Regions from separate parts of the Homo sapiens genome. Here region 1 is linked to region 2. Evidence: chromatin loops called from intact Hi-C (ENCODE). Cell type or tissue: B cell. All regions are shown on one strand. Each heading gives the region's core, and the rest is flanking DNA. Links, peaks and the distances in the headings are about the cores only.

The links. Peaks named below come from ENCODE experiments on the same cell type or tissue, not always from the same donor. Only the 100,000 strongest peaks of a DNase experiment are listed, where the experiment ranks them.
Region 1: it touches region 2 in a loop (12-fold over the local background); 10 of 110 quality-filtered maps call a loop at or near these places.

Annotation. Positions count from the first base shown.
Region 1 is chr3:19,865,053-19,869,448 of GRCh38, reverse strand. No RefSeq gene overlaps it. Among named protein-coding and RNA genes, the nearest start is that of EFHB, 67 kb to the left of the region's middle. RefSeq lists an enhancer at 3,729-4,396. In B cell, for the core only: CTCF peaks have their summits at 2,292 and 2,498 (motif pointing right); a DNase peak (open chromatin) is centred at 2,518.
Region 2 is chr3:19,144,157-19,148,552 of GRCh38, reverse strand. It overlaps KCNH8 (potassium voltage-gated channel subfamily H member 8), which reads right to left and starts at 43. Exons shown (of 16, transcript NM_144633.3): 1 at 1-43. RefSeq lists enhancers at 601-1,194, 1,195-1,788 and a silencer at 1,482-1,653. In B cell, for the core only: CTCF peaks have their summits at 1,585 and 1,788; DNase peaks (open chromatin) are centred at 512 and 1,362; H3K4me3 peaks cover 2,152 bases; H3K27ac peaks cover 2,059 bases; H3K27me3 peaks cover 504 bases.

The DNA.
Region 1 (4,396 bases), core at 148-4,147, 720 kb before region 2:
TGTTTTCCTCTAATGCTTCTTTTTGACCTCATTTCATATCACTCCCTTTCATCTATTCTTTGCTTCAGCAAGAACTGAACTATATGACGTTTCTGTGACTGCTATCCACTATACTCATATCTTCCCCTGGAAATACTTCCATCCTCCTTTCCCCACTTTCTACATGCCTACATTCTACATCTTTTTTAAGGAATAGTTCAAAGTTTACTATTGTTACAAAATTTCCCGGAATCATTCTCTGGCTACAAAGAATCTGTCTTTCCTTTGAACTTGCTTAGTTCTCTGTGCCTTTGTGAGACAACAATTACTTTGTATTTTGTCTGATAATTAGCTATATACTTGCCTCTTCTATTTAATTTATAGTATACGTTTTCTGAGGACATAATCCAAATTGACAAATTTCTAGATACACATTACCTGGCATGGAGTAGTGCTCCATAAATCTTTGGGGAACTAATGAAAAAGATATACAGACTAAACAGGGACAACAGTATGCAATCACTCACAGAATATTGGAAGAATAAAGATTGGCCCATCAATGCCAAGTCCCAATTTAAGCCATCTATCACCTATGTAAAACTTAGATGAGAAGGTTAAGCCCTGCTCTTTCATTTGCACTGGAATCTGGGATTGGTTCTGCACTCTTAATATTTTTGGGGTCATTAATTCAACAGACGTTTATGGAGCACTTACTCAAGTGAAGAGGTATTTTAAGAAGGAGGGAGAAATCAACTGACAATGCTATTTGGAGGTAAAGGTGAAGCCTGAGAATTGACCATGAAGTTTGACAATTGGATGTTACTGGCAACCTTGACAGGAGCTCTTTTGATGCCAGTAGTGGAGTCGCAGTTTCATGAAAATGGGTTCACAAAAGTTTAGGAGGTAAGTAGTGTGTATGATGGAGAACTCTTTAACAAACTCTGCTATGAAGAGGGCAGAGAGGGCCGGGTGTGGTGGCTCATGTCTGTAATCCCAGCACTTTGGGAGGCTGAGGCGGGAGGATTGCTGGAGCCCAGGAGTTTGAGACAAGCCTGGCCAACATGGCAAAACCCCATCTGTACTAAAAATACAAAAATTAGCCAGGTGTGGTGATGCTCACCTGTAGTCCCACTTACTGGGGGGGCTGAGGCATGAGAATCGCTTGAACCTGGAAGGCGGAGGTTTGCAGTGAGCCTAGAGTGTGCCACTGCACTCCAGCCTGGGCAACAGAGTAAGACACTGTTTTTTTTTTTTTAAAGAGGGCAGAGAAAAGATGCTTTTTAAACATATGAGATTTTATAGCACAATTCGTGTTGATAGGAATTGTATAGTTGAGGAGAATAAAGGAGTAAGAGGAAATAATTACAGGAGCAAATTCTTGAGTTGGGAAAGGGGTTGGGATACAGTGTAGAAGTGGAGAGGTTTCTTTGGAACAGCTGTCAGTTGTATAAGAGGACAACAGGATGGCAAGTTGTATATATAAAAAAGGGTTATCAGCTGAGAGTAAGAAAGGAGGAGGGTGTGTTGAGGGCTGGACGAAAGGTGAGGAAGGAGAACTGATTTAGAGAGTGAGGCAGTGACTTGACTAGAAAACATAGTAGGACTGCAAGCCCTCTTGAATTTTTTAATTATAAATTTAAAATGAGATTGGTCACTTGGTTTTGTGTTTTTCTTCAGTCAGTTTTTTTCTTATGCAACTACTAGACTTTGGATCTGGAATAAATGGAGATTTATATTTGACTAGGGCTGGAATTTTACCTGCGGAATAAAATGGTGGGAGGGAGGCACAAAGTTGAATTTATGCAAGGAAATAGTTCTAGTGACGTGACATGGAGACTAAGATCTGTCAGGAAGAAGTTCAGAAATGAGATGGTACTGAAAAAATGGCAGGGATAATGAACTGGGCCATTCCTATGGGTCAAAAGTTGTAGAGGAATACTATAAAAAATAAGCTAGAAAAATAAGTGTTGGTGATCAGAGTGGAATGCCTGCAAATGAGATTCTGCAGGTGGTAGAGATGTTGGTAATAAAATTTAGGGTGTGATAATGGGCCTGAGTGACTAAAGTAGGTGGAGAACAGGTTCATTAAAAAAGGGAGTTCAAGAAGTGAGAAGTCTGATGTTAAGTAGATGAATCACCTACAGGGACACTGATACCACCAAGAAAGATGACAGGGAAGGTAGTGGAGAGAGAGTGACCCAGGTTATGTATACCTTTGAAATAATGATGATAGCTATACACACTATTATTTTAGAAAAATGCATATACGTGTATACTTTTGACCATGTGATATTCAGTCACCCTATCTCCCACAGATCTCTAGACCAGATGAATACTCAAGTAGCTTCTAACTTCAAAATTTCAAATTTATCCTCAGGTAGATTTACTACCTGCCTCTGTCTCCCATCCATCCATCCATCCAGCCATCCATCGGTGTGACTAATTGCTTATCTGTGCTTTGGTTAAATACCCTTTTTGGGAGAATATTGTTCTTTGAATGGCGTGGCTAAGAAACGTGATTTCCCATTTTAACGGTAGGGGGCACCCTAGCATTTCCAAACTTAGCGATGAACCTTAGCCAACTGTGTGGAATAGCAGCAGCTGAAAAGAGAATGTTAAGCTGGAGGAAGAAGTCTACCACAACGCTTTGCAAAATCCAGGATGATCTATGCACTTTCTTTTTTAAAATTATTATTTGGTGGCAGAAATTAGGCTGAAAAGGCACATTTTAAATAGTACTAGCAACCTAGAGAGGAGATTTGCTTGGATCATAAAGTGTCATCTGTTAGAGAAAGAAGTAAAACAATGTGAAATACTCAGATGAGATATAAATAAATATTCAAATATATCACCATGTTCTCACCTAAACTATGTTTCCATAGTGTTCAGGATAGTCTCGTTAATAGTAGAATATATTGAACCTATAAAAAGTTTTAAAGACTACTGTTTCCTAGCTCAGGCAAATAAACTTAATACATTTTGTTCACAGCATGGTTAACCAAGGAACTTGTTGGAAATATTATATGGGCCAATAAAGGGTAATTTTATTTTATGTAGTAACCACTTATGAAAGCTCACCATGGCTTGACGTGAAGAGCTGGGCTAGTTAGAGGTTAACACCCCAATCATAAACCAACAATGAGGATAGACTTGAAAGGCATTTCTTCTATTATAAAACATTTACAGTAATAACCTCGCAAAAAATAATGGGATCTATTTAAAGCTCATTTATTTCCCAGCTAAGTGGCAATTTCCCATCACTCAGAATGCTAATACTTCCTCCTGAAACCCTAGGGATAATCCAATTCATGTGTGTTCATTAAAAAAACCTGGTTAAAATAAGCAGGTGATTCTGTTTTAATAATATCTGTCCTGCCAGCAATAAGACAGTCTCAGTTGCAAATAAATATATCAACAAACAGATTTTCTTTAAAGCACATGGGGTCTCATATCATTCCCGAATTAGCCAATTAGCATGATGCTATTGGAAGAGCTAATTAAAAAGTGCATTTAGACTAAGAAATGTTTCCTGAGAGTAATCTGGAGCTTATAGCTCTTATTCCATCTGTAATTACTCTGCCAGATTTTCTACTCTGTAAATAGAGGTGAACACACCTTCACCTGAGCAGAGGGAAAGTCTTTTTCATTCTCTTGGAGTAAATTATATATATTAATACCTTGAAGTGATTAACATACGCTTATCTTTTTAAAAAGGCACTCCCCATGCCTAGTCTCTCAGTTGTTAGGTGGTGGTTAACTAGTAATTTAGACAGACTAAGAATGCTCTTTTGTCCAGAGATCCAGCCTGTAGTTTGCCCTGTTAGAAATATTTTCATGATTAGAATTTTTGGTCAGCGGTAAATTAATCATCTTCTGCAGTAAATATACCTATCTGAATTACTGAGATTTACAGATAGACTAGCACATCCATTAATGAAAAAGAGTAACAAAAACTAAAAAAAGATTTACAGATATAAAAATTTTGCTAGGAGGAAGTGTGAATTGGGGACAATAGGGAATGAATAAATTTATATTTGATATCCTCTAAGTTAGTGTGTTTTAAATTTTAATGTGCATATAAATCACCTGTAGATCTTGTTAAAATGCAGATTCCGATTCAGTATGTCCAGGGTGGAGCCTGAGATTACGCATTTCCAAAGCTTCCAGGTGATATGATGCAGCTGCTCTGGGATCTCACTTTGAGCGAGAAGGCTTTGAGCTTTGTGACATTTATGTGACTAAGCTCACAATTATTCACACTTGTGATGGTTAATAGTGAGTGTCAACTTGATTGGATTGAAGGATACAAAGTATTGATCCTGGGTGTGTCTGTAAAAGTGTTGCCAAAAGAGATTAACATTTGAGTCAGTGGGCTGGGAAAGGCAGATCCACCCTTAATCTGGTCGGCACAATCAAA
Region 2 (4,396 bases), core at 98-4,097:
GAGTTCCAGCCGCCCCGGCTGTGGCAGGAGGAGCCCCAAGAGCGCTCCCCGAGCCCGCCCCGCACCTCCAGGCTCAGCCCGGCGCAGGCTCCCTCTCCCGCCCCCTCCACCCCCGCCAGCTGCTGAAACCCCCCCACCGTCCCTCCGCGGGCAACAGTGCCCGCCAGGCGCCGCCGCGCGGTGCCTCGCCCCCCACGTCGCCCGCCCGGAAAGAGCCCGCAGTGGCCCGGGGCGCCGCGCCCTGACCGACGTCTCTGGGGTCTGGGAGGGCGGCGCTGAGAGCTGGGAGAGGCGCTGAGCCTCCCGGTCTCCACGGGACGCCGGGAAAGGAGAGCGAGCGCAACTCCCACGCCCCGGGAGCCAGTGAACAAAGACCCCTTTGTTCCCTCTCCGTCCCACTCCCGGGGAGACTGGAGTCCCGTGGGTGTGGTATTGGAGAAAGGGAGGAGACAGGTCGGGGCAGGTATCCGGCCTCAACCTAGAACTTAGGAGGGGGAGGCCCCCCAGTGGTGTCCAAGGGAGCAGAGGCAGCCAGGAGCCCCACGGGGAGGCGGCCCCCTTCCGGAGCACTTGCCATTGCGAGCCCACGCGACAGGGGCAGGGCAGCCCGAGTTAGTTGTGAGGCCCATCCCCAGTCACCAGGGTCTTTTAGTCCGGGAAACTGGCCCCGAGCTCCAAAAAGGGGTGCTTCAGCCCTTCTCCCCAAATTGCCATTGGCCTCCCCAAGCCATCCCAAACTTTAAAAAAATAGCCTTTTGAACGGACAATGGATGGTTTCCCATTCTCCGGTAAAATGTGAATAAAGCATTTCTAGAAAAGTTTGCTATTTTTATTAATTTGCAAAATACCACGTAAGTAAAAACAGTAAGGCTGCCTTCCAAAAATAGCTTCAAACACAAATCCCCTAGCCTGCCCCCCTTTCCCCAGCCCCCACTCCCGAAGACTGACACCTCCAAGAAGAAAGCCTGGCGGACGGCCAGGAACTGAAGGCGTCTCAGAAAACGAAAGTGGTCTCTCCCAGTCCTCCCCCCTGGCCCCCCCCGCGGGGACTCCCTCTCGGCCAACGTTCTGCGGGGAAAGTCGCCCAAGCCTGCGGCACAGCCCTGTGGGGAGTGCAAGGGGACACCCAGAGCCCGAACTTTATAGAAAACTCTGCAAGGGAGGTGGAGTGTGGAAGGGAAGTTGAGAGCCCCAGGGTAGAAAAACAAACGTAAGCCCAGGTGCTAGTGCACCCGGAAGGAAAGGAGGGAAAAAGCAAACAGGTGTCAGAGCCGCGGCGAGGCAGCTCTGATCTCCAGGAACTCGGGCGTGGCGGGAGGAGGGAGGGAGGGCCCACCCCCCGCCCCCTTACTAAGGGGGTTTCTTGTTTCAATTATCTCGGCTGTTGGGGCTTCGGGGGGGACCCCGCGGGTTTCGTCACGTCTGCCTTGGGCTCCGGGAGGGAGGGGGAGAAGAGAGAGAAGCGGCATCCCCCTCTCCCCGCCCCCAGGCCCCCTTTCTCGTGATGCACTTCCTGCGGCCGAGGATTCCCTTTGTGTTGAAATTCGAGAAGATCCGGCAGAGGCTCTAGGCTAGCTGGGCGGGGGCGCGCCGGGGAGGGGACAGGATTCCGGAGTGGGCGGCGCGGGGCGGCCATCCCAGAAGAGAAGCTACCAACGTGGGGTTCCTCGCCCAGCTGCACCCTGCTTCTGCCGCAGGTCCGTCCCTGTCCTCCCCTCAATCCTTGTGTCCCACCCCAGCTTCGCTTTTCGGAAACCGAGCTCACGCGGGTGGAGTCCCCCACGCGGCGAGCCGATCGCAACTGCAGGTGGCTATGTGGCTCAGTCTTGGGCGGAGCTGGGGAGAAAAAGATGAGGGAGTCCCTGTTGTTTGGGTGGCGCATCGTGTCCCAGAAAATTCAGGCTGTTGCTGCCGATGTAAAACGGAGATAAACGCCACCCGTGAATTGGCTCGAAGTTCAGGATGAAATGTATTAGTTGTAAGCTATGACTGTGGTTCATAACAATTTGCACTGTAGGGCCGTGTGTGTAAAAATTGTTTCCTCGTGGTCCTGATCTGTTACCTAATATATGAAATCACTGCAAGAAGCAAGCCACATAGTGGCTTAAAAATGACAACCCAAAAGAAAGCCCCAGTTTCATGGCAAAAGGAGCCTGGCATTTATCATTCACTGTCTCCCCTCCAACACCTATTATGTGTCAGGAACTGTGCTAGGCATGGCAAGATCCCTGCCCTAAATTCAAATTCAAGCCCTGTATTCTACTGAACTGCAGTAGATGGACCTAACTATCTCTTATATCCTTTGCCCACCAAGAAGTGTTTCTTAATGAAGACAGCCATCACCACTCTGGTCTTGAGTTCCAGGCCCTTTTTAAGTTCTAGCCCGAAACCTAATGTTCATCCTAAGGGTTTGTGGCATCAGTGAGGCCAAATTGTGCCATTAGAACATGACCTCCATCCAAGTTTAAGTATATTAAATCCCTTTAAACATGTTTTGCCACCTGGAAAGCAAAGACCGTGAAAGAAGCACCATGGGAGTCTGGAGTTTTCACTATCATCTGCCCCAAATCACCAAATCTCATGTGCTTTCCTTAAGGAAATTTTCCCACTGTCCCCACTTATTGACACAAAAAAACCCAACTCATTTTGTTGCAACTCATTTTATTGACACAAAAAACCCCAACTCATTTTATAGTAGATCACACACTACAGGGATGTGATCTTTCTCTACGGACTAAACGAGACAATGCTACAAGAATACAGGATAACCACACAATAGAGTAAACTTAATGCCCTCATTAAAAATATTGATGTTCATGACAACACATGGACACAGGGAGGGGAACATCACACACCCGGGCCTGTTGGGGGCTGGGGAGCTGGGGGAGGGATAGCATTAGGAGAAATACCTAATGTAAATGACGAGTTGATGGATGCAGCAAACAAACATGGCACATGTATACCAATGTAACAAACCTGCACATTGTGCACATGTACCCTAGAACTTAAAAGTATAACAATAATAATAAAAAATTCATGTTCACAGAAAAGATATTTTTCTTTCACTTTAAAATGTAAAGGAAGGCACAAAATCCCTATAACCAGACCAAGGTACTCTATTATGTACTATAGAAGGCCTCTAGGTAAAACCAACCTAGGCAAAGTTCACTGATACAATAAACTGCCCCAAACCCTACTGACTTAAAATGTCAACAATATTGTATTTTGCTTTCAGATCTCCAATTTTTACAGGGATCAATGGGGCAGGTTATTTCTGAGTACACTTAACCTGGAACTGGAATATACACTTCCAAGATGGTTCACTCAAAGTTATGGAAATTTGGTGCTGGCTTTCAGCTGGGAGCTCAGCCAGTGCTAGGGCCTTGGGGCTTCAGTTATTGGTGTAGATCTCTCCAGGAACTACTTGGGCTTCCTCACAGCATGGTGGTTTCCAGAGTGTCTGAAGAGACAGGAAGTAGGAACTGCCAGTTTCTTAAGGCCTGATCTAGAAACGGCCAGATTGAAAGCAAGCACAGAATCCAGGTTAATCAGAAAGGGGGAAAAGTCCAACCTTTAGATGGAACAAGTATCAAATAAAATGGAGCCATGTTTTAAAATCTTCCTATCAATTTGTTAGTATTTTGAGTTTCAAAGGAAGTTGCCTCATAACAGCATTCCTTAATGTGATTAAAAATCCATTTTTACCTATTCTTTATGTCTCCATAAGCATTTGAGATTTATGGGTACAAGATCTGGGTTCAACTCTATAATTCCTTATAGGGAAAATGTAACACACAAGAGAGAAAATACACATTAAATTCACTTAAGAGTTATAAGCCACAGATAAAGCAATTTTTATTCTTATTTTATTTAAGACTGACTCTCATTAGCATTTGATGTTGTCTTTTCAGACTGACTGGAACTGGAAAAAGCTTCAGGGCTCTCTATATTAGTTTGATGGTTTTAGGTCGGCTTCACGTCTGTTTTCTAATTATAGCATTCATCCAATACCATGACACAAAATAGCTGCAAATGCCTTATTGATGCATATGTATTTGACTGTAGGCACTGAAAATATTCTTAAACTTTTTCTGGCAACAAGAATTTTAGCCTTCGCAAGAAGGCAATATTTTAATTTACAGGCATCTACTCAGATGTATTGAGTTCTAGTTTTGTTTCAACCACTTATCCCCTTTGTCATTTAAAGTTTGTGGGTTTCCATTTCCTTAACTGTAAAACTGGGATAATAATACTTTCCCTACTTACTCCACTGAGTAGAAGAAAATATTTATGAAAGCCTTTGAATCTCATAATATGTGGCATACAATAAAAGGGATGATAATAATCATTGTTCTCTTTTTTATGTTCTAACATATCTAATACAAGTTGTTTATCC